Regions from separate parts of the Homo sapiens genome. Here regions 2, 3 and 4 are each linked to region 1. A link is a loop called in an ENCODE intact Hi-C map of the cell type or tissue named here. Cell type or tissue: mammary epithelial cell. All regions are shown on one strand.

The links. Peaks named below come from ENCODE experiments on the same cell type or tissue, not always from the same donor. Only the 100,000 strongest peaks of a DNase experiment are listed, where the experiment ranks them.
Region 2: it touches region 1 in a loop (10-fold over the local background); 4 of 110 quality-filtered maps call a loop at or near these places.
Region 3: it touches region 1 in a loop (5-fold over the local background); 2 of 110 quality-filtered maps call a loop at or near these places.
Region 4: it touches region 1 in a loop (4-fold over the local background); 2 of 110 quality-filtered maps call a loop at or near these places.

What each region holds. Positions count from the first base shown.
Region 1 is chr11:1,528,088-1,536,087 of GRCh38, forward strand. No RefSeq gene overlaps it. Among named protein-coding and RNA genes, the nearest start is that of DUSP8, 40 kb to the right of the region's middle. RefSeq lists an enhancer at 3,933-4,433. In mammary epithelial cell, CTCF peaks have their summits at 3,577 and 4,421; DNase peaks (open chromatin) are centred at 3,544, 4,244 and 4,674; H3K4me3 peaks cover 160 bases; H3K27ac peaks cover 2,274 bases.
Region 2 is chr11:1,261,179-1,269,178 of GRCh38, forward strand. It overlaps MUC5B (mucin 5B, oligomeric mucus/gel-forming), which reads left to right. Exons shown (of 49, transcript NM_002458.3): 49 at 211-994. The coding sequence ends at 430. Among named protein-coding and RNA genes, the nearest start is that of MIR6744, 8.6 kb to the left of the region's middle. RefSeq lists enhancers at 1,025-1,530, 3,425-3,484 and a silencer at 1,312-1,461. In mammary epithelial cell, a CTCF peak has its summit at 3,393 (motif pointing right); DNase peaks (open chromatin) are centred at 1,573 and 3,453; H3K4me3 peaks cover 974 bases; H3K27ac peaks cover 273 bases.
Region 3 is chr11:1,199,694-1,207,693 of GRCh38, forward strand. MUC5AC (mucin 5AC, oligomeric mucus/gel-forming) reads left to right here. Exons shown (of 49, transcript NM_001304359.2): 47 at 2-71; 48 at 162-276; 49 at 745-1,445. The coding sequence ends at 1,009. Among named protein-coding and RNA genes, the nearest start is that of MUC5B, 19 kb to the right of the region's middle. RefSeq lists enhancers at 2,734-3,241, 3,242-3,748. In mammary epithelial cell, a CTCF peak has its summit at 3,473 (motif pointing right); no DNase peak of the experiment used is centred here; H3K27me3 peaks cover 1,099 bases.
Region 4 is chr11:1,450,704-1,458,703 of GRCh38, forward strand. BRSK2 (BR serine/threonine kinase 2) reads left to right here. Exons shown (of 20, transcript NM_001256627.2): 14 at 1-91; 15 at 668-716; 16 at 3,782-3,905; 17 at 5,645-5,825; 18 at 5,895-5,984. Among named protein-coding and RNA genes, the nearest start is that of MOB2, 32 kb to the right of the region's middle. RefSeq lists enhancers at 2,316-3,025, 7,277-7,839. In mammary epithelial cell, CTCF peaks have their summits at 1,576, 3,046 and 7,841 (motif pointing right); no DNase peak of the experiment used is centred here.

The DNA of each region.
Region 1 (8,000 bases):
ATACCCTTAAAGAGAACCCATGCCAGTCATAAGAAAACTGGACCAGTTCAAGACAAAGTAGGCAAAGACCAAGCAGATAATGGCATGGCCCACCGTGCATAGAAGCATCGGCCATATCAGCCCTCCTGCAGTAAACACGGACTAAACCTTGGCACCGCTCTCTGCCTGTCAACGTGGCAAAGATCTTCTTCAGAAAAGACCAACACAAGTGGCGGGCACCGACCTGTGGAAACACCAGCACTGGCACCACGCTCCCTTCCCAGGGACTTGGGAAGCATCACACAACCTGGGAACGTCCCCATTCCCACCGGCAGGGGAGCAGTGGACAACTCCCCTGGGTAGCAAGAGTCCCACTACAGAGTGAGGCTGGTTTTAATGTTAAGTACAGACTATCGCTGGGTGGTAGGAGGATTTGCTTTTGATTTTCTGGGTTTTTTTTCCTGTATTTTGTGTCTCTACAATGGACATGTAACACCAAGTCCCAGGTGAGCAGGGATGTGTCCTTCCTCCTAAGGTCCCCCCACCCCCGCAGGACAAGGCACATAGGACACCAGCAGGGTCCAATGGGTGCTGGGAAGATGAATGGCTGCTGAGCACAACAACCTGAGGCCAGGCCCTGCGGAGCCAGAGGCAGGTGCGGGTCAGCCCCACCCTCAGCACCACTCCTGGACTCCACCAGCCAGCGCTACCCACTGTTACAAAAGCATCAACCCAGAGGGAGCTGCGGTGACAGGGAAGGGTCCCGCTGTCCCTGCCCGCGGTTCCCTCTACCCACCCTGTGGGGCCAGAAACCCGGCTCAGTAAACCTCACCTCCCATGCACCTTTCCTTCCCTGTTGGAGACCACTGGGCCCATGCTGAGGTCCCGTTTGCTGAGTCAGAGAATGGCACTTGGGAAGCCCTGTGGGGTCTGTCTTGCTGAGTAGCCAAGGAACCCACCCAGGGCTGGTAAGACCACTGCCAGTGCAGAGAGACGTCTGGTGAAGGGGCGTGCAGTGCCTCCACAGAGAAGCCTGACCAAACACGAGAAAGGACAAAAGCCCACAAACAGCGGCTTCTGAAAACACCGCGGACACAGCCACACAGGAGCAGCTTATCTGCTCGTAGCCTGTTTTATACGATTTCTGCCATTTTTGCTAGGGCCAGCTTGCTGCTTGGTAAGTCCCAGGCAGTGTGGCTCGGTGGGTTCCGGGGTGTGCTCCCCATACCTCCCAAGACAGTCCAGGCCAGCACTGAGTACCGACACCCCCTCAGACCGGCGACTAGGGCTCAGGAACTCTTCCTAAACGAGGGGCTGCCTGAGCAGCCTCTCCCTAGAGGCGTCTCCCGGGCCACACTGAAGCCCTGTCACAGTGACACTGGACTGAATCAAGCTGAAAGCTTGGGTGAAGCCACAGAACACGTTGGGCCATGGCCTGCACAGGCCGACGCTCACCTGAGCGGGCACCATGAAAGCTCAGCAATGGAAACGCGGGCTGTCCAGTGTTGGCTCTGCCTCGGCAGCCCTCGGTGGTACCCGGAGACAGCACCTGCCCCACCTGCACAACCCCATGGCCCACAGTAGTGCCGGGCTGCACGCCCTGGGAGGAAAACTAAATGGCAGGAAGAGGAAGGTAGCCCGTGAGGAGGGCCGAGCCCTGCCCAGAAGTTAGAGGGAGAGAGAAAAGGCCTTGGTCTCTGAGGTGACCAGCCAGGGCCTCCTGAAGGAGGCAGGAGGACCAGGGCCTCCTAGAGCCCTCCTCCATCCAGAGGCAGGCTGTCCACTCTTAACCACTCCCACCCCCAGATCCAGGTGGCTCCGTGACTCCCTGACCAACAGAAGGTGGCTGAAAGGATGTATTGTCTTCCAGCCATTTTCATGATGGCTCTCCTGGGATGAAGGCCGTCCCGGCAGAGGCAAAGAGAGGCCACGTGGGGAGTCCTAGAGCCCAAAGTGTGGTCTGGGACCATGAGGTTAGCACTGTCTTTACAGTACCACAAAGGTGCCATGTGCCAAAGCCTTGTGGAAGCCACCTGGCCTGTAAAATTACAGCAGGATAAACACAGAACCTGACAGATCCAGCTCTCGAGATTTGCAAAAAGTAAAGCCACTCTATTTATTTGACTCTAGAAGATAATAGGTTTTTTTTTTAATTTTAAAAATATTACTTATGTTAAGATATACTGGGTTTTTAATTATTTCTAAATGAATTAAAGTTGTTTTACATTCTCAATTTTAATTTCTGAAAGATGAATATTCATAGCTCCATCATGTAAACTCAATAAGGACTTTTTTTTTAATTTTAGAGGCAGGGTCTCACTATCACTGAGACTGGAGTGCAGCGGTGCAGAGCTCACCGCAGCCTCAGCCTCTTGGGTTCAAGCAATCCTCCCGCCTCAGCCTCCCAAACAACTGGAACTAGAGGCATACACCATCACATCTGGCTAATTCTTTTTACTTTTTTGTACAGATGGGGTTTCCCTATGTTGCTCAGGCTGGTCCTGAACTCCCAGTCTCAAGTGATCCTCCCACCTTGGCCTCCCAAAGTGCTGGGATTACAGGCAGAAGCCACCATGCCCAGCCTCAACAAGGACTTTAAGGGGTCCTGAGAGCAAGAAGTCCAAAAACTCTGCTCTAGGGTGAGGATATAAAACTCTGCCTGGAGAGATCCATGTGGGGGAAACTGTGGCACCCCAGCAGACACCCATGACAGCAAGGCCCCTGAGGGCTGCCAGCCCAGCCACCACGGGTGGCAGTGCAGGAATAACCTGTGGGGCCAGAGCCCCACCCACCAGCCCACAGATGCGGGAAAGGTGATGAGGCCTCATGTTAGGCCCAGAAGTTTCAGGGTTGGTCACTCAGAAACAGGTGAGCAGGAACCACCCACGGCCAAGCCGGAGGCTGCTGAGCCATGCCCAAGATCAGAGACGCACGCGTCTGGAGCAGCGCCTGACACCTGACCCTGGTGGCTGACCATGCGGCCTGCCTGGCAGTCCTGGGCATGGGATGCACACCCGCACCCTGGCCCACCCAGGGGCAGAAGAGGGGACCACGAAGTTGTGTGTTTTCTGCTGAGAGCATCCACCAGAGCAGAGCTGCTCAGGAGGGCACACGGTGCTGCAGGCTGAGCATGTCACACGCAGAGCCAAGGCCGCCTGCTGGGAAGCCCACCGCTGGCAGGGAGCACAGCCTACGCACAGAATGATGCTCTCATGGTAATACTCCCCACGGAACCCTGCAGGGGTTCATTTTATTCTATATTGTCATCTTTTTTAACATTAAAAACTTGGCTACCGGTGACACTGATTATTTCTTTTAACCCACAATATTCATAAGATGGTTGCCAAATTGTAAGAGCAATCTGACCTGCCACCGAAGCCTCCTGAGCGCAGCCTGAGGTCTCCTTGCTGTTCCTCCTGTCCTCAGACTGTCCCCCATGCCCACATGAGCTCAAGGGCTTTGCTGGCACAGCTCTTCAGCTCAGAGGTTATCCAGGTGATACACAGCCAGGCTCACCAGTTCCTGCTCACAGAGGCTTCCCTCCCTGCCCCTTCGTCTATTCAACTGATACGGGAGCTGAGTCACATGCGCTCCTGCTGGCTAAATTTGACACAGCCCATTCATCAAAATATTATTAAAGACGACAATCGACTGAAAAATATTAAATAAAAACCCACGTGTCCCTGGAACCATGAGGGGGAGGAGGCAAAGGCAGCCCTTCTGAGACAAAGCACCAGGGAGCCAGGGCTCCCTCCATAGGCCTGCATGGCGAGTCCCCTCCCTCACCTCCGCAGGTCTCAGCTCAACAGCACCTTCTCAAAGAGGCCTTCTAGAGCTCCTATTCAAACAGCTCTCCCACGCACCCCCTCCAGGCACCCCATCCCACACCTCCTTACTCCCGTCCCCCTCGGCAGTGGGGAAGCTGCCCAGGGGTGGCTCCTGTTGCCTCTGTTCACGCGTGTCCGGAGCACTCAGAGCAGGCTGCGCGCATGCAGGCCTCCAACAGGAACCTGACTCAACCCAGATTCTCAGGCCCACACTCTTGTATTTCATGACACCACTGCTATGACAAATGGTCCTGTCACATGTGGCACAAAGAACAGGGCACGCAGCAGAAGGGCAGATGTGCCGGGAGGAGGAACCCAGAGCGGCCGCCCATGTAGAGGGCTGGCCGCAGGCTGTGGGGAGAGGCCAGGGCTGTGCAAGACAAACTCAACACAGACAAGCCATGCTCACGCCAGCAGCTTTCAACCCACGCCGGAGCTAATTTTATGCTCCTGGGCTCACGCCCAGGCCTGGCCCCAGGCTCAGGCATCTGGCTCCTCAGGGCCACCTGGCACCATCAGGCCTTTCCATGGGCTGAGGACAAGTCCCAGCAAAGCAGGAGTTAGGAGCTTCCGTAGACGGTGCAGGCCAAACCCCGAGACAACAGCCCCACCTGGGCTCCTGAGATTGCATTGCTGTGGGGATAGGGTCTGCCAGCCCACAGCCTGCACAGCCACCATGTCTGGAGGGGAAAAGGCGCTGCTGAAAGGGTGCTTGGAAGAAAAGTCTCCCAACCCGCAAAGGTCACGGGCAAAAGGGAAACAGCATGGTGCCTCCATGCTTTCCAACCCTCCAGCTTGCCTGCTTTCTGCAGGGAAAAGCTGCATACCTTTGTGGGAGCTCTTTGCCTCCCCGCCCACCACAGCGAAATGCTCGATGACACAGACCAAAATCACCACCACGCAGGGCGAAAAACAGGAGCTGCGGCACTTAACTCACTCACATTAACTAACTCACGTTAGCCCCGGGACATCCGCAAACAACTGCAGGGATGAATGAACAGACATTCCAGCCCAGGGAGCCGTGTGCGCTGGCAAAGGAGACCTTCAAAGAGAAGGGAGCCAGGGACAGCAACGCGACTGTGGCCACAGTCCACAGGCCAAGCAGTGCCACAGATCACACGTGGCCTGGAAGCCCTGCCCACCATCTCCTTCTTTTCTCTTTAAGCTTCCACATTTTGTTTGTTCCAATTGTTTCTACTTCCACTGAACACCAATGGGTGTGCCCCAGCCAGGAGAAATCCTGTGCAGAAAAAAACAAACATGGTGAAGGCAAAGAATGGGAGGCTCTTCTGGCCAAAGACAGACGGGAACAGCACACGCCCTTCCCTTCCAGACAGGTCTAGCACTGGCAGGAGGCTGCACAAGCAGTAATCACCACGGAGAAACAAAGGCCACGGCCCTGTGGCTCCCAACCAGCACTAAGTGGCCCTAACAAAAGTTGCAGTGGGCCCTGGTGTTTCTAACCCAGACCGCTGTGTGGACAAAGGAGAAACACTGGGGTGACAGGGGCATGGCACAGGGGTCCTCCCTCACAGTGGCCTCAACACCCCTCCTCCCGTACCGGATGACCGCAGCAGAGACCACAGCTTCCTCTGGAGAGGGGGTCTGGTGGTACACCAAGCCCCTGCTCGATCTGACAGCAGCACTTGGCAGGCAGACCCCTAGGGTGGCTGGCTTTCCCAGGGCTGGGAAGAGGCCCTCATGAGCCAGGACACAAGGGTGGCACTTGGTGGTGGCAAAGGTGGGGGCTGCGCTGTCTCAGATACACTCGTGATGAGAAACGCAGCCCTGCTGTCTACCAGCCCCCGACCAGGGGAGGCCGTCTGCAGCTCCCCTGGTGGGCTCACCCCCAGCTTCAAGGACACTTGTGCAAGGGTTCCTAGTAGTCAGTCCGAGCAGGAGAAATGGGAGGGGTGTCGCTAGGGGTTTACGGGGAGGCTCATTCTAAAAAGGGCTCCATGTATCCACGACCACTGCTTTTTTTTTTTTTTGAGATGGAGCCTCACTCTGTCACCCAGACTGGAGTGCAGTGGCGCCATCCCCACTTACTGCAACCTCCACGTCCCGGGTTCAAGTGACTTTCCTGCCTCAGCCTTCCGAGCAGCTGGGATTACAGGCACACGCCACCACGACCGGCTAATTTTTTGTATTTTTAGTAGAGACGGGGTTTCACCGTGTTAGCCAGGATGGTCTCAACCTCCTGACCTCGTGATCCGCCCGCCTCGGCCTCCCAAACTGCTGAGACTACAGGCGTGAGCCACTGCACCTGGCCGACCACTGCTCTTTTTAAGGTTAATTTGGAAACGGGAGGGATGATGGAAAACTTTTTTTTAAAGAAGAGGACTCTGAATGCAACACCACCCTAGGCAAACACCTCTGAAACCCAGGCCTAAGAGTGCCCTGGTGGAGCCCTGATGGAAAGAGGCTATTCCTGAAACCAGACCTTCCAGGGCTGCCCGCTGGAGATACAGCAGACCTGGGCCAGCCGGCTTCTCTGCTCACACCTCCGCATGTGCTGCTGCTTCTTCCTGGGCCACCTCCTTCCTCCTTCCCTCTTGGAAAAGCCCTTCATACCTGCTCTAACCGAGCCCCCTGCTTTTGGCCGCACTCACCCACTCCTCAATTCTCCTGCTGCCTGGGGCCCTTCTCTACCAGCCTGACAGCTCTAGGAAAGCGGGAATGGCTGTGTCTCCATCTCTGGACCTCCGCCCCAGCACAGAGCCTGGTACACGGCAGCCCATGAACTCAGGAATCTGGGGCCCCCGGCTGAGGAACAGGCCCAGCTCACTGTCCTAAAAGTCACAGTCACAAACCGCGGATCAGTGGTGGAAGGAGAGTGGCAGATGCACATCTCCCCAGGACGGAATTGCACTTGGTGATGAAGAGGACGGAGCTGCAGACACACGCAACGCCATGGATGGACGTTCGCAACACTGCGCCGCATAGGACAGGCACACAGCCCGTGTACTGGGATTCCATTTGCATGATTCAGCTCACCCACACAGATGGCGGGAGACTGGTGGCCGCCTCGAGGCTGGAGGTGGGGATGGGGAGCAGTGCCAGTGGACATGAGGCTTCTCTGGGGCATGATAGCAAAGTTCTCAAATTAAACTGTGGTGATGGTTACTCAGCCCTGTAATTTTACCAAAAATTATTTAATTGCAAACTTAAGTTAACTTTATGGTATGTAAATTATACCTCAATGAGGCTGTTAAAAGAACTCTAGAGATTCAAGCAAGTTCAGCCTGGGTGTCCTCATAATCAGAATCAATTGTCAACCACCAGTAACATCCTCCCATGCGGCAAAGAAAAGAAAGAAGAAAAACAAGGTCATCATCACTCCATTCACATTCCTGCAGAGACACACACTCACGAGATTTTATCTCGGTCAGAGAGGAGGACCCCTGAAGGCAGCTGGGAGAGCCAAGTTAGTAAGCACAAGCTAGCAGCCCCAAAGAGGCCCTCCCCACTCACCTGCAGTCTGTCTTCAATCAGAGCTGAGTCAGTAAGCACAGGCCAGCGGCCCCAGAGAGGCCCTCCCCATTCACCTGCAGTCTGTATTCAATCACCAGCACTGTGGTGCCACAGCCCGAGCCCGCTAACCCACAGTTCACCTGCTGCTTGGAGAGTAACCAGGGCACTGGTGTCAAGGCACCGTGCGGCCTCAGAAGGAGCCAGGAGAGCCCCAAGGAAGGGTGCCTGAGATACGTGCCCCCTTGCCCTGGCTGTGGCCAGCCAGAGAAGGTGCCTGGAGGAGAGGGGCCTTTCCCCACAAACTCCACCACACTGGGCCCTGTGCAGGGCCAGCAGGAGGGCGGCTACATTCCCATCAGTCGGGAGGGGAGGAAGTGTGTTTCCTCTCCTGTATTCCCAGATGCTCAGCTGCTCCTGGGCTGTGCGTTCCGTTGGGTAACACTGACTGCACACACACCTCTTCACAAATGCCTGTTGTCAGTTGAAGACAAGACAAAAGTTTCTCCTAAACTCCAAACAGTGTGTGGTAGAGTTCCTCCCTTCCCTAGCCTCCACAGAAACCACCGCAGCTCAAGCTTCTCCTCTCCACCTGCCTACAACTCAGTGGCGCGGGATGACATCCTGTCACTGGCTGCCCAGAATGGAACAGAGCTTGTATACAAAAAGTGGAAACCGCTTTCAAGTTACAAATTACTCTTTGTAAAAGGAAGAAAGAGAGAA
Region 2 (8,000 bases), 270 kb before region 1:
GAAGACAGAGCCGGGAGCCAAGGGACCCTGGGGGCCCAGAGCTGCCCCATCCTGAGAAGGTGAAGCCTCACGTGCCCACAGAGCAGGCCACTGTGGACAGAAGGGGGCGGCCGTCTGGCCCAGGACCCCAGAGGCCCATGTGTCACCATGGCTGGGCAGAGAAACGGCGGGGCCAAGGTGGCTGATGTGAGGGCCACCCTGCGTCCACAGGTACTCAGCAGAGGCCCAGGCCATGCAGCACCAGTGCACCTGCTGCCAGGAGAGGCGGGTCCACGAGGAGACGGTGCCCTTGCACTGTCCTAACGGCTCAGCCATCCTGCACACCTACACCCACGTGGATGAGTGTGGCTGCACGCCCTTCTGTGTCCCTGCGCCCATGGCTCCCCCACACACCCGTGGCTTCCCGGCCCAGGAGGCCACTGCTGTCTGAGAACGTTCTGCCTCCATCCCCATGCTCTGTCCACCTGGAGCCAGGATGTGCATTGTCTGATCATGAAAACCTTGGGCCTCCTCTGCGGAGCCCCCCGGCCTGTGTGTGGCACCCCGCGCTCCGTGCTCCTGCTGCCCACCCCGTGGGTGAAACCGGCCCCAGAAGGGTGAGGGGCCAGCAGGACCCCTTTCGGGAGGGCGCCACTCAGGAGTCCTACCCTGGGAGAGCCTGTGGCCCACCTTGGCCTTGCCCCTCCCTGATGTCACTGGGACGCCCTGGAACAAACTAAGCATGTGCGGGCCTATGTGTCCCTGCCACGGCCGGAGCGCCCGCGCAGCACGGATTCCAGCTGGCCACGTCCGGCCGCTGGGGCAGACAGGCTGGTCCAGGCAAGGCCAGCTGCTGCCAGGAAGCTGCGACAGGCAAGGCGGCCGCCTGTCCATGCCTGCTGCAGGGTAACTCAGGGCTGAGGTCGCAACGGCCAGGTCAGAGAGGGGTCAGCATCCCAAAGCCCCCTCTGCTCAACCCAGCCCAGTTTTGCAAATAAACCCTGAGCATTGAGTACGTTTCCTGTCCTGACGTCTTTTCTTGCCTACCGTCTTTCCCAGGCTGTCCAGGTCCTCTGTGGGCTGCTTGCCTGGGGCCTGCAGGCTGGAGGACACATCCGGGGGGCAGTCCAGGACCCCCAGCAGCCACTGAAGGACCAGGAAGCCTCTGGGAAGGCCAGGCAGGGTGGGGGACAAGGAGCCGCTTGGTCATCCACATGCCCCTGTGGGCACCCCGAGAGTCAGTCTTGGGCTGTGGGAGCACTGCCCAGGGGACAGGGGGCAGGGGGCCGCCAGGACTCAGAGGTCACCCCGGCTGTTATTTCCAGTGTAGGGGATTGTGTGAGGAAACCAGCTCATGTAGGAAGATGGAGGCAGTCAGTGGGGCAAGCAGGCGACCAGGCCCGGTCAGCGGGGAGGCAGCTGCCCCCCAGGGCAGGTGCACGGAGCCAGGTGCAATGCTCCCAGGCTGGTGCTGGGCCCTGCGGGGCCGCCTTTCACCCTGTTCCACGCGCACCTCTCCGGGAATGCTTTCCTTGGGGCACTTGCTACGCAAGCGACACGTGAGCTTGCTGGCTTCCTGTCCCGCCTCCTGTCCCGCCTCCTGTCCCGCCTCCTGTCGCGCCTCCTGTCCCGCCTCCTGTCCCACCTCCTGTCCCGCCTCCACACGCACGGGCAGGGCTTTCTGCCCTTCCTTTCTATTGCTCTGTCCAGAGCAGAGAGCACCCGGTGCAGACAGCAGGGTATCGGGGAGCCTGTGGGATGGGTGGGGTCAGCAGCTGGGGCTGCAGGTGTGGGCAGGGAAGACAGTGAAGGTGGTGCCAGCCAGGACCTAGGCATAGCAGGATGCAGGGAGCTTTGGACACAAAATGACCTCCTACTGGGCAGGGGGTGGCTACAGGCAGACCGTGGCCTGGGGAGACAAAAGCAATGCTCGTGCCTGGCTGCAGAAGCCTGTGGTGTGGGTGCAGAGCGGGGCCTTCCCCACACCGGGGCCTGCCTCTGCCCTGTGCCCTTGGGTGGGTCCTGCCCTGCCCAGGAAGTGATGCCATCACACTGTACATTTACAGAGCTCCCAGCTCCTGGGGGCCCAGCCAGGCCCCTGCCAGCGCTCCAGAGCTCCAGCCTCTCCTGCCCTCCTTGCCGAGGCCCAGCAGGGCCAGCCACCCCAGGACTGGGCTGGAGATAGGCAGGGGCCTGACAAGGTTGCAGGTGGGCTCTGGTGGGCGGTGGGCTAGGTTGGTCACCACTGGGGTGAGCTTCTATAGGTTTACCCTGCGTCTCCGAGGCTGATTGTCTGGAGGTTGCGCCAGGTCACTGCCTGACCTGGGTCTGCATTCCGCCACGTGTAAACAAATGGTTTCCGAAACCTCAGTCATTCCCATGGTGCGATGGTTTCCTTAGACCCATTTATGTCGGTGTATGGGTACAAGCACCCCTCTCAGAGGCCCATGCTGTGCTGTCTCTGTGCCCCAGAACCGTATCATTCAATCCTGACAATACCCTGTGTGGTGTCTGCTATTGTGTCTCCCACTCCACAGATGGGAACACTGAGGCACAAAGCAATGAAAAGGTGTGGTTCTGTCAGGGGGAAAGCTGGGCTCACATCCAGGCAGCCCAAGTCGAGGCCACACTCAAAACCACAGGGCTCTGCAATGCCCCAGAGCAAGTAACTATAAAAATAAACACAGTGGGCCAGGCGCGGTGGCTCATGCCTGTAATCCCAGCATTTTGGGAGGCTGAGACGGGCGGATTACGAGGTCAGGAGATCGAGACCATCCTGGCTAACACGGTGAAACCCCATCTCTACTAAAAATACCAAAAATTAGCCAGGCGTGGTGGCGGGCGCCTGTGGTCCCAGCTACTCAGGAGGCTGAGGCAGGAGAATGGCGTGAACCCGGGAGGCAGAGCTTGCAGTGAGCCGAGATCGCGCCACTGCATTCCAGCTTGGGTGACAGAGTGAGACTCCGTCTCAAAAAAAATAAAAATTAAAATTAAATAAATAAATAAACACAGTGAATACAAACCAATGTTACTTAGACTTTAAAGACGTTTTAAAAGGGATTTCTGGTTTCCAGATGGAAAAGTGGGCCTGTCTTCCCCTACAGACACAGAAACTGTGACAATGATAGAAAGAAACTTTAAAATAGCAGCAATTGAAAACAAGAAACTAAATCATCTGCAAAGCCAGCAGATATCCCGAAAAGGAAACATTTGGGAAGTGCTGAGAGGGGGGCCCAAAACTTTTTGTATGAGGCCATTCTCGCACTGCTACAAAGAAATACCTGAGACTGGGTAATTTATAAAGAAAAGAGGTTTAACTGACTCACAGTTCTGCCTGGCTGAGGAGGCCTCAGGAAACTTACAATCATGGTGGAGGGTGAAGCAGAAGCAGGCACTTTCTTCACAAGGTGGCAGTAGAGAGAATGAGACCTAGCAGGGGAGATGCCAGATGCTTAGGAAACCACCAGATCTCGTGAGAATTCACTCACTATCACGAGAACAGCATGGGGGAAACCACCCCCATGATCCAATCACTCCCAGTGTCCCTCCCATGACATGTGGGGATCATGGGGATGTATTAGTCCGTTTTCACACTGTCTTCATACCCAAGACTGAGAAGAAAAAGAGGTTTAATTGGACTTACAGTTCCACATGGCTGGGGGAGGCCTCAGAATCATGGTGGGAGATGAAAGGCACTTCTTACATGGCAGTGGCAACAGAAAATGAGGAAGAAGCAAAAGTGGAAGCCCCTGATAAACCCATCAGATCTCGTGAGACTTAATCACAATCGCAAAAATAGCACATGAAAGACTGGCCCCCATGATTCAATTACCTCTGCCTGGGTCCCTCCCACAACGTGGGAATTCTGGAAGATACAATTCAAGGTGAGATTTGGGTGGGGACACAGCCAAACCATATCATTCTGCCCTGATACCTCCAAATCTCATGTCCTCACATTTCAAAACCAATCATGCCTTCCTAACCATCCCCAAAAGTCTTAATTCATTTCAGCATTAACCCAAAAGTCTGCAGTTCAACATCTCATCTGAGACGAGGCAAGTCCCTTCTGCCTATGAACCTGTAAAATCAAAAGCAAGTTAGTTACTTCCTAGATACAATGAGGGTACATGTATTGGGTAAATATAGCTGTTCCAAATGGGAGAAATTGGCCAAAACAAAGGGGCTACAGGGCCCATGCAAGTCCAAAATCCAGCGGGGCTGTCAAATTTTAAAGCTCCAAAATGATCTCTTTTGACTCCAGGTGTCATGTCCAGTTCACGCTGATGCAAGAGGTGGGTTCTCATGGTCTTGGGCAGCTCCTCCCCTGTGGCTTTGGAGGATACAGCCTCCCTCCTGGCTGCTTTCATGGGCTGGTGTTGAGTGTCTGTGGCTTTTCCAGGCACATGGTACAAGCTGTTGGTGGATCTACCTTTCTGGGGTCTGGAAGACAGTGGCCCTCTTTTCACAGCTCCACTAGGCGGTGGCCCAGTAGGGACTCTGTGTGGGGGCTCCAACCCCACATTTCCTTTCTGCACTGCCCTAGCAGAGGTTGTCCATGAGGGCCCCGCCCCTGCAGCAAGCTTCTGCCTGGACATTCAGGTGTTTCCGTAAATGTTCTGAAATTGAGGCGGAGGTTCCAAAACCTCAGTTCTTGACTTCTGTGCACCCACAGACTCAACACCACATGGAAGTTGCTAAGGCTTGGAGCTTCTACCCTCTGAAGCCACAGCCTGAACTCCACGTTGGGCCCCTTTCAGCCACAGTTGGAGAGGCTGGGATGCAGGGCACCAAGTCCCTAGGTTGCACACAGAACAGGGATCCTGGGCTCAGCCCACAAAACAATTTTTTCCTCCTGGGCCTCCAGGTTTCTGATGGGAGGGGGTGCCGTGAAGGTCTCTGACATGGCCTGGAGATATTTTCCCCATGGTCTTGGGGATTAACATTAGGCTCCTTGCTACTTAAGGAAATTTCTGCAGTCAGCTTAAATTTCTCCTCAAAAAATGGGTTTTTCTTTTCTACTGCATCATTGGGCTGCAAATTTTCTGAACTTTTACGCTCTGTTTTCCTCTTTAACAACAACAAAAAATCTTTTTGAGACGGAGTCTTGCTCTGTCACCCAGGCTGGAGTGCAGTGGCGCAATCTTGGCTCACTGCAACCTCCACCTCCCGGGTTCAAGTGATTCTCCTGCCTCAGCCTCCCTAGTTGGGATCACAGGCATGAGCCATTATGCCCAACTAATTTTTGCATTTTTAGTAGACACGGGGTTTCTTCATGTTGGCCAGGCTGGTCTCGAACTCAGCCTCAGGTGATCCACCCACCTCAGCCTCCCAAAGTGCTGGGATTACAGGTGTGAGCCACTGTGCCCGGCCTATTTCCCTTTTAAAATGGAATGTTTAACAGTATCCAAGTCACCTTTTTAATGCTTTGCTGCTTAAAAATTTCTTCTGCCAGATACCCTAAATCATCTCTCTGATGTTCAAAGTTCCACAAATCTCTAGGGCAGAGGCAAAAATGCCACCAGTGTCTTTGCTAAAACATAACAAGTGTCACCTTTGCTCCAGTTCCCAATAAGTTCCTCATCTTCATCTGAGACCACCTCAGCCTGGACCTTATTGTTCATATCACTATCAGCATTTTTGTCAAAGCCATTCAACAAGTCTCTAGGAGGTTCCAAACTTTCCCATGTTTTCCTATCTTCTTCTGAGCTCTCCAACCTGTTCCAATCTCTGCCTGTTACCCAGTTTCAAAATTCCTTCCACATTTTCAGGTATCTTTTCAGCAATGCCCCACTCTTGGTACCAACTTCTGTATTAGTTCATTTTCACACTGCTGATAAAGACATACCCAAGACTGGGAAGAAAGAAAGGTTTAATTGGACTTACAGTTCCACATGGCTGGGGAGGCCTCAGAATCATGGCAGGAGGCAAAATGCACTTCTTACATGGTGGCAGCAAGAGAAAAATGAGGAAGAACCGAAAGTGGAAACCCCTGATAAACCCATCAGATCTTGTGAGACTTAGTCACTATCATGAGAATAGTGCGGGAAAGACTGGCCCCCATGATTCAATTACCTCTGCCTGGGTCCCTCCTACAACACATGGGAATTCTGGGAGACACAATTCAAGGTGAGATTTGGGTGGGGACACAGAGCCTGACATCACTTTTCTTTATAGAAAATGGGCATTCAGCCTGAAACCACCAAGCAGCTCAGAGATGCTAACATCCTGAAGGAGAGCAAACGCTCCATCAGTAGAGAAAGACAAAGGCAATGTGCTCAAGCTATCAGGTTTAATAGAGGATTTGGAGGACAGATCTGGAAATCTCAACGCTTTTTCTAGTGAGCCACAAAAGGAAAGAATAGAGAGAATGGAAGAGAGGCCATATTTTCAGAACCGAAAACATGACGTCTTTGTTAGGCTCAAAGCTTTCAATGAGTGCCAAGACAGGCCAAGCAAAAATACACCCAAGAGAAAGAGAAAACCTCAAAGCCACCAGAAAGACAAGGCAGTTCACCCACAAAGGCATGAGAACCAGACAGGTATCTGGTTTCTCATTAGTAACACTGGATGCAGCAAGATGGTGCCATGGTATTTTTCAAAGCGCTGAGGGAAGGTAAATCAACACAGAATTCTATTCTATTCCAACCAGACTGTCATTTAAGAGTGACAAGGACATTTCTGACATACAGGGACTGAGAAGGTCACTTCCCACAGATCCTCTGTGAATGAGCTACTAACAGAGGTGGCCAGCGGCCAAGTGCAGTCACACGCATGCCATAATGGTGAGCAAAGAAATGGGTGACATGCCCTGGTTTTTTTGTTTTGTTTTTTGTTTTTTTGATATGGAGTCTCACTGTGTTGCATAGGCTGGAGTGCAGTGGCATGATCTCGGCTCACTGCGACCTCCGCCTCCCAGGTTCAAGTGACTCTCTGGCCTCAGTCTCCCGAGTAGCTGGGATGACAGGCATGTACCACCAAACCCAGCTAGTTTTCGTATTTTTAGTAGAGACGGGGTTTCATCATGTTGGCCAGGCTGGTCTCGAACTCCTGACCTCAGGTGATCCGCCCACCTCGACCTCCCAAAGTGCTGGATTACAGGTGTGAGCCACCGTGCCCGGCCTACATGCCCTGTTATATCCGAATAAGAAACGCACCTAACAGAAATCCACAGGTCACAATACAGAAGTTGCTAACTTTAGCGACTCAATCCTTCGTGGTTAGTGCCTGTTGGTCTTATTTAAGAAAACCCTTCTCTGCCCTGGGATCAGGAATGCTGTCTTCTGAATTATTTCCTAAAAGCTCTGCAATTTTGCCTTCTGCCTTTACATTTTGAATCCACCCAGAACTGGTGTATGAAAGTGGCATGAAGTAGGGGGTCTGACTCCATTTTATTTCACAGATCTTGCTGCTTGGCCCAATATCATGTACTAAAATGGCAACTGTTCCCCACCCTGTCATCTCTACAGTCTCTGTGTTGTTCCCTGGACTATTTATTGTCTTACTGTAGACAACAGTCTGTAGACAACAGTGTTGATAGTCCTGATATCTTTTTTTTTGTTGAGATGGAGTTTCGCACTGTCACCCTGGCCGGAGTGCAATGGCACGATCTTGGCTTGCTGCAACCTCCGCCTCCTGGCTTCAAGCGATTCTCCTGCCTCAGCCTCCCAAGCAGCTGGGATTACAGGCACCCGCCACCATGCCCAGCTAATTTTTTGTATTTTTAGTAGAGACGGGGTTTCACTATGTTGGCCAAGCTGGTCTCAAACTCCTGACCTCTTGATCCACCCACCTCGGCCTCCCAAAGTGCTGGGATTACAGGCATGAGCCACCGTGCCCAGCCCTTTTTTTTTTTTTTTTTTTTTTTTTTTTTTTTTTTTTGAGACAGAGTCTTGCTCTGTTGCCCAGGCTGGATGGAGTGCAATGCTGCGATCTCGGCTCACTGCAATCTCCACCTCCCGGGTTCTAGCGATTCTCCTGCCTCAGCCTCCTGAGTAACTGAGATTACAGGTGCCTGCCACCAC
Region 3 (8,000 bases), 330 kb before region 1:
GGACGAGGCCCGCATGAGCAAGGACGGCTGCTGCCGCTTCTGCCCGCCGCCCCCGCCCCCGTACCAGAACCGTGAGTACCCAGCCTGCTGGGCGGGGCGGGCTCCACCCTCAGAGGTCTAGGAGCAGCTGGGCTGGTCCTAAACCCTGTGTTCCTCTCCAGAGTCGACCTGTGCTGTGTACCATAGGAGCCTGATCATCCAGCAGCAGGGCTGCAGCTCCTCGGAGCCCGTGCGCCTGGCTTACTGCCGGGGGAACTGTGGGGACAGCTCTTCCATGTACGTGCCTGGGCAGCAGGCAGGGAGACGCGATTGGCTGTGGGGTGCAGTCAGGGCCCCCAGGGCTCTAGGTGCCAGATAGACGAGGGGCAGGACCATGAGGGGCCAGGCAAAGGGCTCTGAGGGTGAGGCGGGAAAGGGGTCCTGAGATGGCAAGGGTGGGGCTGGGGTAACTACATCCCCAGAGCCTGTGTCGGCATCACGCTCTCCTGTTTACTGAGCTCCGCCAGGAACTTGCCGCAGCCGCCCCGAGTCTCCCTCCCTCCCATCAGCACGGAGCCGGGGTCGGCCCTGGTGGGACTGTTGGCGCCTGGGGAACTGGCAAAGGAGAGCTGGTTGTCAGACACTGGCAGCATGCCTCCAGGAGCAGGGAACACGATGAGGCCGCCCAGAGCTCGGCACGGCGCCGGCTTACGGCAGGAGGCTGGGGTGGCGCAGCAGCTGGTGCTGAGCAGCCCCTGCCCACAGGTACTCGCTCGAGGGCAACACGGTGGAGCACAGGTGCCAGTGCTGCCAGGAGCTGCGGACCTCGCTGAGGAATGTGACCCTGCACTGCACCGACGGCTCCAGCCGGGCCTTCAGCTACACCGAGGTGGAAGAGTGCGGCTGCATGGGCCGGCGGTGCCCTGCGCCGGGCGACACCCAGCACTCGGAGGAGGCGGAACCCGAGCCCAGCCAGGAGGCAGAGAGTGGGAGCTGGGAGAGAGGCGTCCCAGTGTCCCCCATGCACTGACCAGCACTGCCGCCCTCCTGACCTCCAAGGAGAACCTCCCATATGTCCTCTGAGCTCGGCTTCCAAGGCCAGTGGAACTTGTGCCCCTGTCCAGGCGGCTGCAGCTTTGAACACACTGTCCACGCCCGCTTTCTTGTGGAGGGTGTGGGCTATGGGTCACCTGCTGCCTGGAGGAGGGGCCCTTACCCACCCCGCCTGCAGCCACCTCTCAGGACCAGCCCCGGGGCTGGCCGAGCTCCTCTGGCCATGCATCCAGCCTGCTGTTCTGGGGACGTGAGCATCACCTGAGGGTCTCAGGAATGACGCTTGGACATGGTGATCAGCTGCCTGGTGGCTGCAGGAGGAAGAACCTCACTCCTACCTCAGCCCTCAGCCTGCGCTCCCCTCCTCAGTACACGGCCAATCTGTTGCATAAATACACTTGAGCATTTTGCAATTTGTGGACTGTGCATTTTTTGAGATTGTTCATAAAATCCAGGAATAGGGTGGGGGCAAACCCGGGCCCTGTGGGGTGCACACCTCAGGCCAGCCACCCAGTACTGGGCAGCCCTGCTGCTTCTGTGGGCTGGCTGGGACAGTGTCTCTCTGCTCAGAGAGGAGAGGCCAGAGCTTGGATCTGCCCCAAGAAGAGACCACCACCCTGCAGAGGTCTTTGAGGGCTTGGCTGCAGTCTAGAGTCCAGGATGCATCTGTTCAGAACACAGAGAGTGAGTGAATGAGAGTGAGAGAATGAATGAGTGAATAAATGGGTGAGTGAATAAGTGAGTGCATGAGTGAGTGAATGAATAAGTGAATGTGTGAGTGAGTGCATGTGAGTGAGTGAATGTGAGTGAATGAATGTGAGTGAATAAGTGAGTGACTGAGTGAATGAGTGAATGAATGAGTGAATGAGTGAGCAAATAAGTGAATGAGTGAGTGAATAAGTGAATGCATGAGTGAATGAATAAGTGAATGTGTGAGTGAATGAGTGCATGTGAGTGAATAAGTGAGTGCATGAGTGAGTGAATAAGTGAATGTGTGAGTGAATGAGTGCATGTGAGTGAATAAGTATGTGAGTGAGAGATTGAGTGAATGAGTGAATGAATGAGTGAATGAGTGAGCAAGTGAGTGAATAAATGAATGAGTAAATGAGTGGGTGAATGAACAAGTGAATGAGTGAATGAGTGAATGAGTGAGCAAATGAGTGAGTGAATAAATGAATGAGTAAATGAGTGGGTGAATGAACAAGTGAATGAGTGAGTGAGCGAATGGGTAAGTGAATGAGCGAATGAGTGAGAGAATGAGTGAATGAGTGAATAAGTGAATGAGTGAATGAGTGAGTGAATGAGTGAATGAGCGAGTGAATGAGTGAGTGAATAAGTGAATGAGTGAGTGAATGAGTGAATGAGTGATGAATGAATGCGTGAGGGAGGGAGTCAGCAGGGAATGGGACCAGCCCAGGCATCCAGGGCACCTCATGGCCCAGGCAAGGGCCTCTGACATGGGAGGGCTGCCCCTGGTGATGGAGGCGTTCTGGGATGGGGGGTTCCAGCTCTGTGCAGCTCCTAGACTCGCCGTTACTGGGGCTGAGCTTGGGCTGTGCACACTCCTGAGTGTATCTGCAGGCAAGCGGGAGGTCGGCAACCCCACGGAGCGTCTGCTGGATGCTCTGCAGAGGGTGGGCTGGGCCCTGGAAGCTTGTCACTCTCTTAGTCCTCTCTGACCACCGCCACCCCTCCCCGGAGCCTCCATGTTCCTGATGCCCAGTGTTCTCCTCTTGGAGGGCTCCAGGGAGTCTGCAGATTCCCTTGGACACACCGGCCTCGGGCTGGGCCCTGCCTCAGCCACATAGCAGCACCAGTAGAGTGGGCGGCACTGACCCGGCATCCCAGGAGTGGGCAGAGGGGTCTGGAGGAGCCCAGGCTGAGCCGGGTGGGGCTGGGGAGCCCACTGCCTAGACAGGGCCAGCGCAGGGCGGGGGAAAGACAGGGAGGGCTGTGGTCGGCCCTGGCCAGGCCTGTGGCCCACACAGGAAGGCCCAGGAACATCTGGAGCCCCCCACGCCTGATGGTGGGACAGGTGGGTGGGAAGCTGCGCCCAGAGTGGAGGCGGTGACGTGGCAGGCACCAGCTCCCTGGTGACTTTCTGGGGCTCAGGGTCCTGCCCGGGCCTCCCACAGCTTCAGGTGGCCCCAGTGTCCCTCTGGGCCAGAGAGGGTCTCAGGGACCTGTGTACCCTGGGCGTGGTGTGGAGTAGCTGAGGGGCCGGCAGGGGGATTCTCCATCAGCAAGGTGGACGTAGGGGCCCAGCCTCATGTGCCTGTCTGGGTGGGCGCTTTTCCCAGCCCTCCTGGACTTCGGCCGCGCCCATTGCTCCAACCTCCCCCAGCCTCCTTTTCAGGTGCCAGGCCCGGCGGGGTGGGGTCTGGGGAACCGACCTTCCATTCTCAGGCGTGCAGCCGCGCTCCCTGCAGCTGCCACGAGGTGGCAGCACAGTCAGGCCCGGCACCCGTCGGCTCAGGCCTGGGCTCCAGGCACCGCAGAGCCAGGGGAGTCCCGGGTCTCAGCCCACATCCCTCACGGCCTGCCCATGGCCCTGGGAGGCTGAGGACACCCCTCACGGCTTACAGGCACATGGCAGCCTGGAGGGCTTGGGCTGGGCCGGAGGGCCGCGGCCCCTCCCGCTACTGTGTGCCTGGCCCTGTGAGGAGGCCCGGCCAGTCCCAGAGTCCCTCTTGCCCTCAAGCCACGTCTGCAGGCACTGGGAGGTCAGAAGGCAAGGCCGGCCCAGTCCCTGCACCAGGATTTTTGACCCAATGGCAGGCAGTGAGGCCTCCGTGGCTCCAGCGTTGGCTCACATCTGGGGGTTGCTTTGACAGGTCTCAGGGCTGGGGTGCCCAGGACCCCCCAGGTCCAGTTCTCCAACTGCCTGCCCACCCTGGCCCACTGTGTGCTCCCAGACACCTGGGCAGTGGGGCTGCCTCCGAGCCTGACTGCTGGGGTGAGCAGGTGGGGCAGAGGAGGCTCCCCAGCCTCGACCCATGTCCTCTTGGCGGCCAGGCGGAAGCACAGCCCGGGAACTCCCGCTCTAAGACCCGTCGGCTCCAGCGCTCTGCTGACCACCTGACCTCACAGCCGCAGGGCACCCTAACCAGCACCAGTGTGCCCGGGGTGGATCAGGTATCCTAGAAAGCTGCCAATTCCTCTCAGGGTAGGGTGGGAACGGCTGACTAATCCCCCACCCCCTGGGGTGAGCTTGGCCCCACGGCCTCCTGCCCGGCGCTCCCTGCCTGGAACACGGCAGAGTGGCCGGAGGTAACCAGATAGCAGGTCCCTGGGAGGGAGCAGCCGCCTCCCGGCTGCCCACCTGGGTCGCCACAGCCCCTGGCCCCGGTTATGCAAGTCGCCATTCCGGAAAGAGCCACAGAGATGGGTGTGGCCCCAAACACCTTGGCGGCTGCCAGCCTGCCCCTGCTCCCCACTCCTCCTGGACGTGAGCGGGAAGAGGCCAGGGCTGGCCTGGGTGGCCCCTGCCCCACCCCCCACACTCCCGTGCCAGGAGGCTGCCTGGAGTATGGCCTTGGCGGAGGCGTCACGTCGAGGCTGGACACTCATGATTCTAGGACCCCTCCAGGAGCCAAAACTTCCCCCAGGCTGATGGAGAAGGGGTGTCCCACCATGTGCCCAGGGAGTCCATATTGGGGCCCATACTGGGGCCAGGTCCCAGATAAGGGGACCTGGGAGGCTCCTGGCCATGGGGAGCAAGATGGACAGAGACGCAGGGCTCAGGGGTCTGTGACCATGGAGGGTGGGCTGTGCTCTCAGCCCCCTCCCAGCTCTCCCCAGCATGGCAGCACCCAGGGCTCCTGAGGAGCTGGGTCCCCGCAGTCGGCCACATCTTGGGGTGTGCACAGGCAGCAGCTCCGAGCTCTGGGCAGCAGGGTGGGTCCCCATGGTTGGCCACATCTTGGGGTGTCCCCAGCAGCAGCTCTGAGCTCCCGGGCAGCAGGGTGGGTCCCCGCGATTGGCCACGTCTTGGGGTGTGCACAGGCAGCAGCTCTGAGCTCCTGGGCAGCAGGATGGGTCCCCGTGATCGGCCACATCTTGGGGTGTCCCCAGCAGCAGCTCTGAGCTCCCGGGCAGCAGGGTAGGTCCCCGCGGTCGGCCACGTCTTGGGGTATCCCCGGCAGCAGCTCTGAGCTCCTGGGCAGCAGGATGGGTCCCCGCGATCGGCCACGTCTTGGGGTGTCCCTGGCAGCAGCTCTGAGCTCCGGGCAGCAGGGTGACTTCTTGGAGCAACCAGAGATCCAGGGCAGCTGCCTGGCCCAGGTGCAGAGAGATGGATGCTGCGGTGGCATGGATGCCAGCTGAAGCCCTGGGAGCAGAGAGACCTGAGGATGATTTTAAGGAGGCTGGGGCCAGTGTAGGGAAGCAGGGCAGCTGCCCGGGGCTGGCCACTCACCCTGGGCACAGCTCCTGCCCCCAGGTGTGCCTGTATTCAGGACGGGCACCGACTGTGTGCTCGAATGTCCCTAGGCAGGACCCGGAACGTGTTTGACTGAGGGACAGCCTCGTGGGGGACAAAAGACTGCAGAAGAGGTGACCACCTATGTAGAGAACCCGACTGAACCAACAGAGGAGCCATGGGTGCTGACGGGACAGCCCCACAGAGCCTTGGCTAGAGCGGCCCAAAGTCAGCGTGGTTCTTCCACACCCTGGACCACCACCGGAAAACGACCACGTCTCTGGCTGTGTGAAGCTGCGTAGTGAATGTCCATGTCTCCAGCAGCAGGCTGGAGGGATGCAGAGGAGGACTCAGAGACGGAAGGGGCATTGCACACACAGGCGTGGCTCCCCCAGGCCGATGGCAGCTGGTGAGAGCTTTGGAGGAAGTTGGCAAACTCGTAGAATCTACCCGGACTGAAAAAGGTCCTCAAATATCCAGGTGGATTTTGAAAGGCACGAGCAAAGAGTGCAGTGCCCTGCCACCCAGGAGGGCTCCCCAGCAATCATCGCAGGGAAAGCGCCCCTCCCCCTGGGCCACAGTGGCTTCCAGCAGCCGTGCTGTGTGGGCCGCCCCACGCAGGCCAAAGGGACCCACTGAGGGCCCGGTGAGGTGCCCGTGTCCCTGGGGCCTCGCCGTGTTGCAGGAGCAGTGCGCAGGGCTGTCGGCTCCTGAGCATCTGCTGGAAGGCCTGCAAGGTTTGGTCGCTGAGTGCTCACAGCTCAGAGCCCAGGGGTGGAGCCTGGCCCTCACAGTGAGCAGAGCAGACGAGATCACCGGGTGGAAGGAACCCCAAACTGGAGCTACAGGGCAAAATAAGCAGAAAAGGAGAATTCAAGATATTGGGGCTAGAACTGTGGGGGTGCTGACCAGAGCCTGCGGGAGCCTGGGGTGCGTGTGGGGTTGGGGGTGGCGGGACAGAGAGCCCCGCTGGGAGCAGGGCTGCAAGAGAGCCCCCAGCCAGGGTGGCTGGACCAAGGTGGGCCAGGAGGGGTGGATACAGAGGTGGCCAGGCCAGGCCGAGTGCGGCGGGCTTTGGAGGTCCCAGTAGAGGCACCTCGAAGTCTGCCTCAAATCCTGCTGCTTCTCACTCACCCTGGGGCTTTCTCAATGCTCATAAAACCCACCTGGAGGTCACACACAGGCTGCTGTATTTTTACAGAATAGAATAAAAAATAAAACCCCAGAGGGTGACGGTGACAAAGTATGTGCATCCTGGGCGCTGGAGAAAGACATTTTTATGACTGAGGTTCTGGGAGGCGTAGACACAGCGGCCCGGAGGACATGGAGAGCAGCAAGTTCAGGTCAGAAAGAAGGCGCCTGCAGGCAGGACTATGTGGCTGGGAGGCCGCAGTGCGTCCGGCGGCCCCGACACAGGCCCAGCGGGAAGGACGTGCTGGCGCCGCACTCTCTGCTCTCACCCGCCATCGTCGTCCGGACTGACTGTTTATCCGAAGGCGACGTGCACCCCTCACCGCAATCTCACCCCACTCCCTGCCTCGCACAACCATCCCTGCCCGGCCCGCCCACTTCTCCAAATGGGGGGCTCCTCAGCCCTCGGAGCCCACCCCTGGGGTCCCCCAGCCTTGGTGCCTTAGCTGGGACTGTGGGGTGAGGGCTTCTGTGCTGGCCCCACCCTCACCAGGTGAAGGTAGACAATGAAGACTGGGCCACCTGAGCTGTGGGGCCTGCGAGACTCAGAGGCCGCTGGCTGGGCCCCTGTCAATGGTGGAGGCAGCTCTGTCACCTCCGGGAGCTCGCCCTGCTCACGACCCACCACGTGCCACCCTAGTCCCAGACCCTGCAGGGGCCCTGAGAGCGGTGCTTACCAAACCAGAGGCAGAGGTCCTGAACCCCAAACCATCCAGACCCATCCCAGGCCAGCGTCCCACTGCTCCTCTCTGGCTGGGCTGAGCCAGAGGCTCATTCCCACCCGGGCAGGGTTGGGGGGCTGCTCCTCTGACTGTCCCACCCAGAGGGAGATCAGCCCTGATGCACCACCCCTGCAGGCCCCGGGGGCTCAGGCTGCCTCGCCCAGCACCCACCCTGGAGGCCTCAGATGCCTGGGCGGGGGCTGGCAGGAGGGTGCCAGGGAAGGGCCCCCAAGCTGATGTCCCCGGCCGATGGCTCTCAAGCTTCTACCCTCCCACGAAAGGATGGTTCAGAATTTAGTGAAAACTGAGAATCCACGTCCTGCTGGGAGGGGCCCTGGCAGGCTGGCTCCAGCTCACAGGGTTCAGGAAGAAGCCCCTGGGGGCAGGGAGGTCACCAGGCCACACCCTGGTGGTAGGATGTGCCTTAGGTCCCCAGAGCCAAGAGGCACTATGGCCTTGCTCCCGGCACCCGACCCCACCTGCCGTGGACCCGTGCGCCTGTGCGCAGCTCAGGAAGCCACCGGTAGCTCCACTGAGACCAGCCTCCTCTCCCGGGGCGTCTCAGCTGTCCCCGGGGCCACGTCCCCCCCTCACTTGGGTCTCCACAGCAGCGCCGGCCGAGCTGGTTTGCAGAC
Region 4 (8,000 bases), 77 kb before region 1:
AGCGTCGGAGGGGTGCCCTGGAGGGCGCGGCTCAACTCCATCAAGAACAGCTTTCTGGGCTCACCCCGCTTCCACCGCCGGAAACTGCAAGGTGAGTGTCTGCCCGGAGGCGCCAGAGTGGGGCTGGGAGAGAGCAGAGGCTGCCTTGGGGAGGGCCCCGCCCGGCAGTGCCAGACCAGTCCGAGGGGCCTGTAGCTGCAGGGGTGGCCTGGGCCTGCCCACGTCTCACTGTCCCGAAAGCGCCCAGCAGCAGCCTGTGTCCTACCTGTCGCACAGGCTGGTATCCCCTCCAGACATTCTGTGTTCCTGAGTCTACCCACTCTGTGTCCTGGGGCCAGGCACACAGCAAGGAGAGCTGGCCACCGAGGGGGCACTGCCAGTCAGGAGGCCCCATGTGTGGGGCACCAAGGGCCAGCCAGTGCTGCTGGAGAAGGCACAGCCGACTTCAGCACCAGAGGCGGGGACAGCTCCCCTTAGCCTGGGGGGCGCCACTGCCAGTGGGCCTCTAAGGTGGCCGGGAGCTGGGGTGGACCAGTGCCCCTGGGGGGGCTGTCCCAGTGTGTGTGGGTGGACTCCTGATGACCCTGACCTCGGCGCAAGGTGGCCAGGGCAGGGGAAGGATGGAGCGGTCACCACGCCTTTCCTCCTGTTCATCCTGTGTGCACAGTTCCGACGCCGGAGGAGATGTCCAACCTGACACCAGAGTCGTCCCCAGAGTAAGTGGCCCCTGCTGGAGGCCTCCTGGTACCTGACACCAGGCTGGCCGGGAGAGGGGCATGGAACCCTTCCCCTATGGCCAACGGGGTGCTCCTTCTCCACGTGGCCCCACCTCCCACTGCAGGCAGGCCCGTCTCGGCCACTGAGTCTCTGAAGTTCGAATTCCCGGCTGTGAGGGGAAGGCCAGCCAGGGGAGGAGCCCCCAGCCCTGTTGAGAAGCTTCAGGCCTTGGGAGAGCCTAGGGTTGGCTGGAGGCGAGCAGGGGGTACACTGGGCAGAGTCTCCCCAGGGCCTGAGCTCGCCAAGGGCAGAGACCGGGTCGCTCAGGTCTCAAGGAGAAAGCAGCCCGTGTTAAGAACAAAGGGGCAGCAGGCCTGGTGGGAACACGTGTGCAGGGGCGGAGCGGAGCAGCCAAGCCGAGGTCTGGCCCCGCCGCCTTTCTGAGCCGTGAGAGGTGCCACTGCAGAGACTCTACAGCGCCCAGGTGCTGAGATGCCCTGGGGGCCGCTGTGACTGGTGTCTGGACAAAGATGTCCCCAGAGAGACCCCTTCCCAGCGCCCAGGCCCTCTCCCTCCTCTCCACGATGGCCTCAGTCACTGGGCAGTGTCTCGGAGACCAGGCGACTGGCGGTGTACACATATGAGCCTGCAGCGTGACCCCAGGCCAGGCAGCGGCAGAGAGCGGCGGTCAGGCTGGAGTCACTTCACAGGAGACCCCGGGAAATGAAGATGTGGCCAGCTGTGGACTGAGTAAGACGAGAACCTTCGTCCTGCTGCTGGCTTTAAACCAGGGGCCCCTGTGGAAACTGCTCAGTGCTAAGCCCCAGGAGCAGCATCTGCAGCCTGTGCCAGGATTCCACCCAGTGGCCTTTCTGCGCCGATCAGGTGGCCCTTCCAGCTGGGTGCCCAGGTCGGAGGTGTGTAGGTATTGTCGCAAGCCCAGATGCACAGGGCTCAGCAGACTTGGGAACCTTCCGCCTAGGCCCTGACATTGCCGTTTCTGCTGCTACCAAAAGCTTTCATGAACAGACTCATAATTATCTTCCTCAGAGAAGGTGGAAAACATCAAAGCCGAGAAGGTGGCTTTGATGCCACTGTGGCTGCCTGCGCTTCTCCCCTCCCCCATCTTGAGATGGCCTGGAGGCCCTGACCCCTCTCAAGGGTCCGGCACGGATGCCTCCCACAGCCCCACCCAAGGGCCCGGCACAGACACCCCTTCCCAAGGGTCCAGCACAGATGCCTCCTACAGCTCCACCCAAGGGCCCGGCACAGATGCCTGCGACAGCCGTTCCCGAGGGTCCAGCACAGACACCTCCCACAGCCCCACCCAAGGGCCCGGCACAGATGCCTGTGACAGCCCTTATTGAGGGTCCTGCACAGACGCCTTGGACGAGGGTCCAGCACGGATGCCTCCCACAGTCCCTCTTTGGCGACAACTCGCTTGCTGGGGACCTGAGATAACCCCCAGCCCCAGCTGCTGCCAGCCCCATGTCAACCAGGCACCCCAGAGGAACAGCACCAAGGGAGGCAGCTGGCTTCAGGAAGGGATGCATGCGGTTGTCTGGGACACTCAGGGCTGATGTCCTTGAGTCTGAAGTGCTAGCTGGAAGCCCAGGCAGTTTCCAGGTTGCAGCCTCGAGGGGCGTTCTTTCCCCAGGAAGACCGAACCTGGCGGATGCACCCACCCTGTGAGGAAGGGTCCCCCGCCAGACTCAACAGGCGACTGATTTAAGTTCGTCTCATCTAAAAATAGCTTCATAGCAACACCCAGACTAGTGTCCGGCCAGGCTGTGCACTGCCCACCACGTGGGTGCTGGAGTCACAGTGCAGGCCCCTCACCCCTCGTCGGCCTGGCCTCCCTGGGCCGTCAGGCATCTTTCACACATGGGACTATTTTTGCCAAATGCTGCACCCCTGGGCCGCAAAGCAGAGAGTCACGTTTGTACCATCTGTCCTGTCTCTTCATCGGGCAGAACATCGACCATGTAGAAACTCACCTGTGCTTCCAGAACTGCCAGGCTGCTTTGTGCACTTCCTGGCTCCAGGCCCTGGCATGGGGCTGGGGTAAGGTCAGGGCCAGTGGTGGCCCTCGGAGTTTTGAACCCAGAACAGACAGCCGCCGAGACCGGCAGGACACTGAGGAGGCGTCGAGGGGCTGAGTGAGGGTTGGACCTGGTCCCCGTGCTTGTCCGGCAGGACTCCCAGGCCGCACAGTGGCCGAGGAGGCAGCTCCAGGAATGGGCAAGGGAAAGGGGAGTTGTGAGGCCGCTGGGAGGGGCCTCAGAATCAGTCGGGAGAGGGCACCACTGAGCCCCAGCCCTGCTGGCCCCTCCTCCCGGTCCCTGCCTCTGCCTCTCAGCACACCTGGTTCCACCTCCAGGCAGCAACGGCAGGGGACGCCAGCAGAGCGTGCCACCTCTGAACAGCCACCCAGGCGCGCTCTGCCTGAGTCTCGGGCTGTGCTAGAGGCGCCTCTGGCCATGGTCCTCTCACGGCTGGGCTTCCTGGCCCCCGCGCTGGTGGGTGGGGTTCGGGTGCTCTTGAGCTGGAGAGCAGAGGGCCTCTGCATGTTGGGGTGAGCCTGCCAGCAAGACAGGAGTAGCCTTCTGTGGCCTCAGAAGCGCCTCCCCACTCTCCTGTTGGAAGCGAGTTGCAGGCCCCGCCTGCTCCTGGGGGTGGGGGGCACAGCTGACTTCAGGAGCCCAGCTTGAGCCACCTCTCACAGCGGCCTTGGTGAGGGGGGGCTCACCTGTGGGGGGCTCACCTGTGGAGGGGCATCCCCAGACTTGGGAGTGGGTGGCATATGGGCCAGGGTCAGGGCGTTAGGGCTTGGAGAAAGGTTAGGGTTGGGGTTGGGGTTAGAGCCACGGTGATGGTCAGGGCATATGGGCTAGGGTTAGGGCGTTGGGGTCAGGGCCATGGGTTCTGGCTAGCACTGTGGAGACAGCCGTTTCTATCACGAAGCGATGGAAGATTCCGCCGTTCCAACCCCAGATTCGAGGGAGGCAGGGGTGTGGACGGTGCCACACCTCAATCCTCACAGCCTCTGTCTCCCACTGCCCAGGCTGGCGAAGAAGTCCTGGTTTGGGAACTTCATCAGCCTGGAGAAGGAGGAGCAGATCTTCGTGGTCATCAAAGACAAACCTCTGAGCTCCATCAAGGCTGACATCGTGCACGCCTTCCTGTCGGTGAGGCCACAGGGCGCTGGGGGAGGCGGGCAGCCCTCCCAACCCCACACGGCCCAGCCCCGAGAATCCAGCCTCCTCACGTAGACAGGACATGTCCACGCGCACAGCACGGACGTCCGCTCACCCGTGGGCCTGCCTGGCCGCCTTCACTGGACAGGCGCTCTCTCCTGCCCACCCTCGTGAGGGAGGGGTCACTGCCCATCTGGGGTGCTTGGCCTGCGGAGGGAGTCAGGGCTTTGCTCACTGGTCCCCAGCAGCCCTAGGTGTGTGCCGGACAGGCCTGGGCAGCTGGCACGTGGGGCAGAAGGAAGGCTCCAGCTGGGTGGGTCTCAGAGGGGGACATTTCCATCAGACTCGGGGAGAAGCCCTTGTGAGGCCATGGCCCTAGGGACCGGTGGGGCTCTGCTGGCCCTCAGTGGACAGCCCCAGCCCTCAGGTGTCTCAGTTTCCCTGGTCTCACCCTGCCCTCGGAGGCCGGGTGGCTCTCCACAGAGTGGTCGCGCTCGGGGTCTTGGGTGGGCTTCATTTGTCTTTGCTGGGCATCTTTGGGTTAGGAGGAGCAGAAAGGCCCTAAAAGCCTCAAATGGAGAAAGTTTATTGCCAGGACTCCAGCACCCAGTCCCATCAGGACGCCCCTTCCTTGCCGGCCCTGCCCCACCCTGTGCTGCACCCAGCGCCCAGGCATCACAGGGGCTGCCCCCCACCCGCCTCCCCCACCGCCCCCAGCCTGCCTCCCCAGGGCTGCTGTCCTGCCCTGTGCTCACCACTGCCCGGGCGCCCTCCCTGGCCCCAGGGTCTTGGCAAGATCAGGCCGTGGTTCGCTTCGGCAGCCTCTCTAGCTAGGGACTGGCCCCCACCCCACCATATGCTCTGCCCCCGGGCACTCAGGCCACTGCTGCCCTGGCTGCAGCTGAGCTTCCCTTACGCTGTGGGGACAGCTTGGAGCCCCTGCAGAAGGCTCCAGGGCCAGGAGAGCCCAGCGCTGGGCAGGGCAGGCCTCAGACTGCACTTGGACCCTGGCCTCAGGGGTCCTCAGCGTCCCCGTCCCCGTCCCCACAGGCTGCTCACTTCCTCGGCCTCCTCCCTCACCACATCCCTTCATGCTGCCCCTGGTTGCCACGGCTAACCTCAGACTCAGCCCCTCCCCATGCCGGCCCCAGTGAGGCGGCTGTGTGCCAGCCTGGGCCCTGTGCGCTGGGTGGCCCTGAGTTCTGCTTCCTGCAGCTGCCCCCTCGGTACTGTGAAGCCCACCCAGCCAGTGCCCAGCACCATAGGTCCCGCAACCAGTGGGAGTCCCAGGAAGCCCCAGCAGGAGGGCACAGCCCCAGCCCCGCCCTTGCACCTCCCTCTCAGTGGCAGCTCCCAGACCCCCCACCTCCCACTCAGCTCCACCCTGGACCCCCACCTCAGGCTGCAGGGGTCACCTTCCACCTCCATCTTTGCCCTTAAGGCTCCTCTGTAAGGTCCTGGTCATCCTGTGCTGTGGCTGCCTGAGAAAAGCCCGGCAGGGGCTTAGCTGTGCCCGCTAAGTGGACCAAAGCTTTGGAGGGTGGGGGCTGGAAACGCCCCTCCCCCTGCTCCAGCCGTCTCCAACCGCACTGTGCCCCTCACGGAAGCAGAGGTGCCTGGGTGCTCACAATGTGTGCACGGTGGGGCTGGCTCGCCCCAGGGCTGCCTCCCCAGAGGGCCAGGGTGGGACCTGCCAGGCCAGCCACGCTCACGCTGCTCTCTCTCCACAGATTCCCAGTCTCAGCCACAGCGTCATCTCCCAAACGAGCTTCCGGGCCGAGTACAAGGCCACGGGGGGGCCAGCCGTGTTCCAGAAGCCGGTCAAGTTCCAGGTTGATATCACCTACACGGAGGGTGGGGAGGCGCAGAAGGAGAACGGCATCTACTCCGTCACCTTCACCCTGCTCTCAGGTGAGCTGGCGCCCCCAGGGCGGCTCCGGGCCCAGGCCCGTCCAGGGCATAACCCCCTGTCTCCCCTAGGCCCCAGCCGTCGCTTCAAGAGGGTGGTGGAGACCATCCAGGCCCAGCTGCTGAGCACACACGACCCGCCTGCGGCCCAGCACTTGTCAGGTGAGGCGGGCTCAGCTCCGGCCAACCTGCGGCCTGCGAGTGGGGCGTGGCCAGCTGGTGCTGCGCGGACGGGAGGCGTGAGGACCCGGGCGCAGCCTCCTGGCCCCTCTTGACGGACGCCCCCACCTCCCTGCCCCGAGCTGTGGCTGCACCCCTCAGGGAGCAGAGCCCCTCCCTGGCCTGGCGGGACCACCCGCCTCGCCTCTGCACGCCAGGGACATAGGGCGCAGCCGCACCACACTGAAAGGCGCCTCTTGTCCACCGTAGAACCCCCCCCACCAGCGCCAGGACTAAGCTGGGGTGCTGGGCTTAAGGGCCAGAAGGTGGCCACCAGCTACGAGAGTAGCCTCTGACGCTGGCAGGTAAGGCGCCCGGCCTGTGCTGGGGCGGGGAGGGGCTGCGGGCAGGTCCTCGGCGGAGCCAGGCTGGCCCTGAGCAGGGCCCTCCATGCCCACCCACAGGTCTCGGCCCTGGACAGGCCAAGCATGCCCCGGGCGGCCCATCTGCTAGGGCAGCCTGCACAGGACCTGGGAGAGCAGTGACAAGGCCCTGCCCTCGGGACTCCCCGCCATGGCACCCTAGGAGGGCCGCGGGCTGCCTGACGGGCTGTGACTTCTCATCTCTCCATACTTCCTGACAGCCCAGGGTCATGCCTCCAGCAGGGCAGAGGGGCTTGAGCCCAGCCAGAGCGGGGGCTTCACCACAGCCTGATGGGCTCACACAGGGGAGGGTTGCCCCAGCCTGGAACCACCAGGGTCTAGGACCCGAGGGTCCGTGCCACTCGGCATACGGCAGGGAGGGCTCCCCCCACTCCCCTGGGCCCATGTGTGGTGGGGGCAGGGCGGAGCACTGGGCACATGCATGGGCCTGGTCTGTCAGCAAGGGGGTGTGGGTGTGCCTCTGAACGCTGGTACGGCGTGGGGGCGCTGGGCGTCGTGGGGGAGCACCCGGCTGGACCCTGGGGGTCCCCTCTCCCAGCCTGCATCTCAGCAGCTCCGTGGCATGCTAGGGTCACCTCCTGTGTTTCCATGTGGGGTCCTGGAAGCCAAAGAGGGCCCCACTGCCCCTCCCCATGACATCCTCATTCCATCATCATGCCATCACCTGTGGGAGCCCCCCCAGAGTGTGCTTCACCTTGCTGCGGGCTGGGGGCTGAGGTCCCCAACAGCCCTGGCCCTAACCGAAGCCCCAGTGGGTGGAGGAGTAGCCCCCTTCTCCTGATTTTGGGAGCCAGGCTGGCACAGCGGGTAAGGAGGAGCAGGGTTCCAGGTGCTCGGCCCCGCAGGTACACGTGGCGCTTCCCTACAGCGGAGGCCATGCCGTCGGCCGGCAGCAGCCTCTGGCTCTCTGAGCCTTGAAAGCCTTCATCTTAGGAAGGGAAACCGAGGCCAGGGAACGACAGGGCAGCCACCTAGGCCAGGGATGGACAGGGCTTGTCTGGTAGGGCAAGCAGAAACGGGCCCCGGGGTACTGCCCAGGGTGTCCCCGCACCTGAGCAGCCATCTGGGTGCCTCAGTCGAGCGCTCCTGCGTGGGCTGTAGGCAAAGCTCCCCCAGCCTGGCCCCTTAAAGTGTGGTACCGCCTGTCAGCACGCAGCACTCCCCTGGAGCCAACTCCAAGCCCCTCTCCATTCCTGCCCCGGACCCTGACCTCAGTGGAGCCCACTGCAGAGGCTCTTGGGGGTCTATTCTGGGCCCCATCTATCTCCCTGTGGACTTGGGGAGCCCAGCCTATCCCCGTGATCTCGCTACGCCCAGCCCTTCCCAGCCCTGCCCCCCTCCCACACTGGATGCTTTTGTCCAGTGAGCCCAGCTCCAAGGATGTGTGGAAGGTGGCTAGCCAGCAGGGGGCCTCCTCAGACACTGCCCACCCCCCCAGAGACTGCGGCCGAGGGAGGGGAGGCTGAGAGCCCCCAGTGAGCAGGCACAGGCAGACCAGGGCGTGTGTCCACCCTGTGCAGGCGCCAGTGAGGGCCTTGAGGGAGTAGCCCCTCCCAGGGCCTTGCTCCCACCCCAG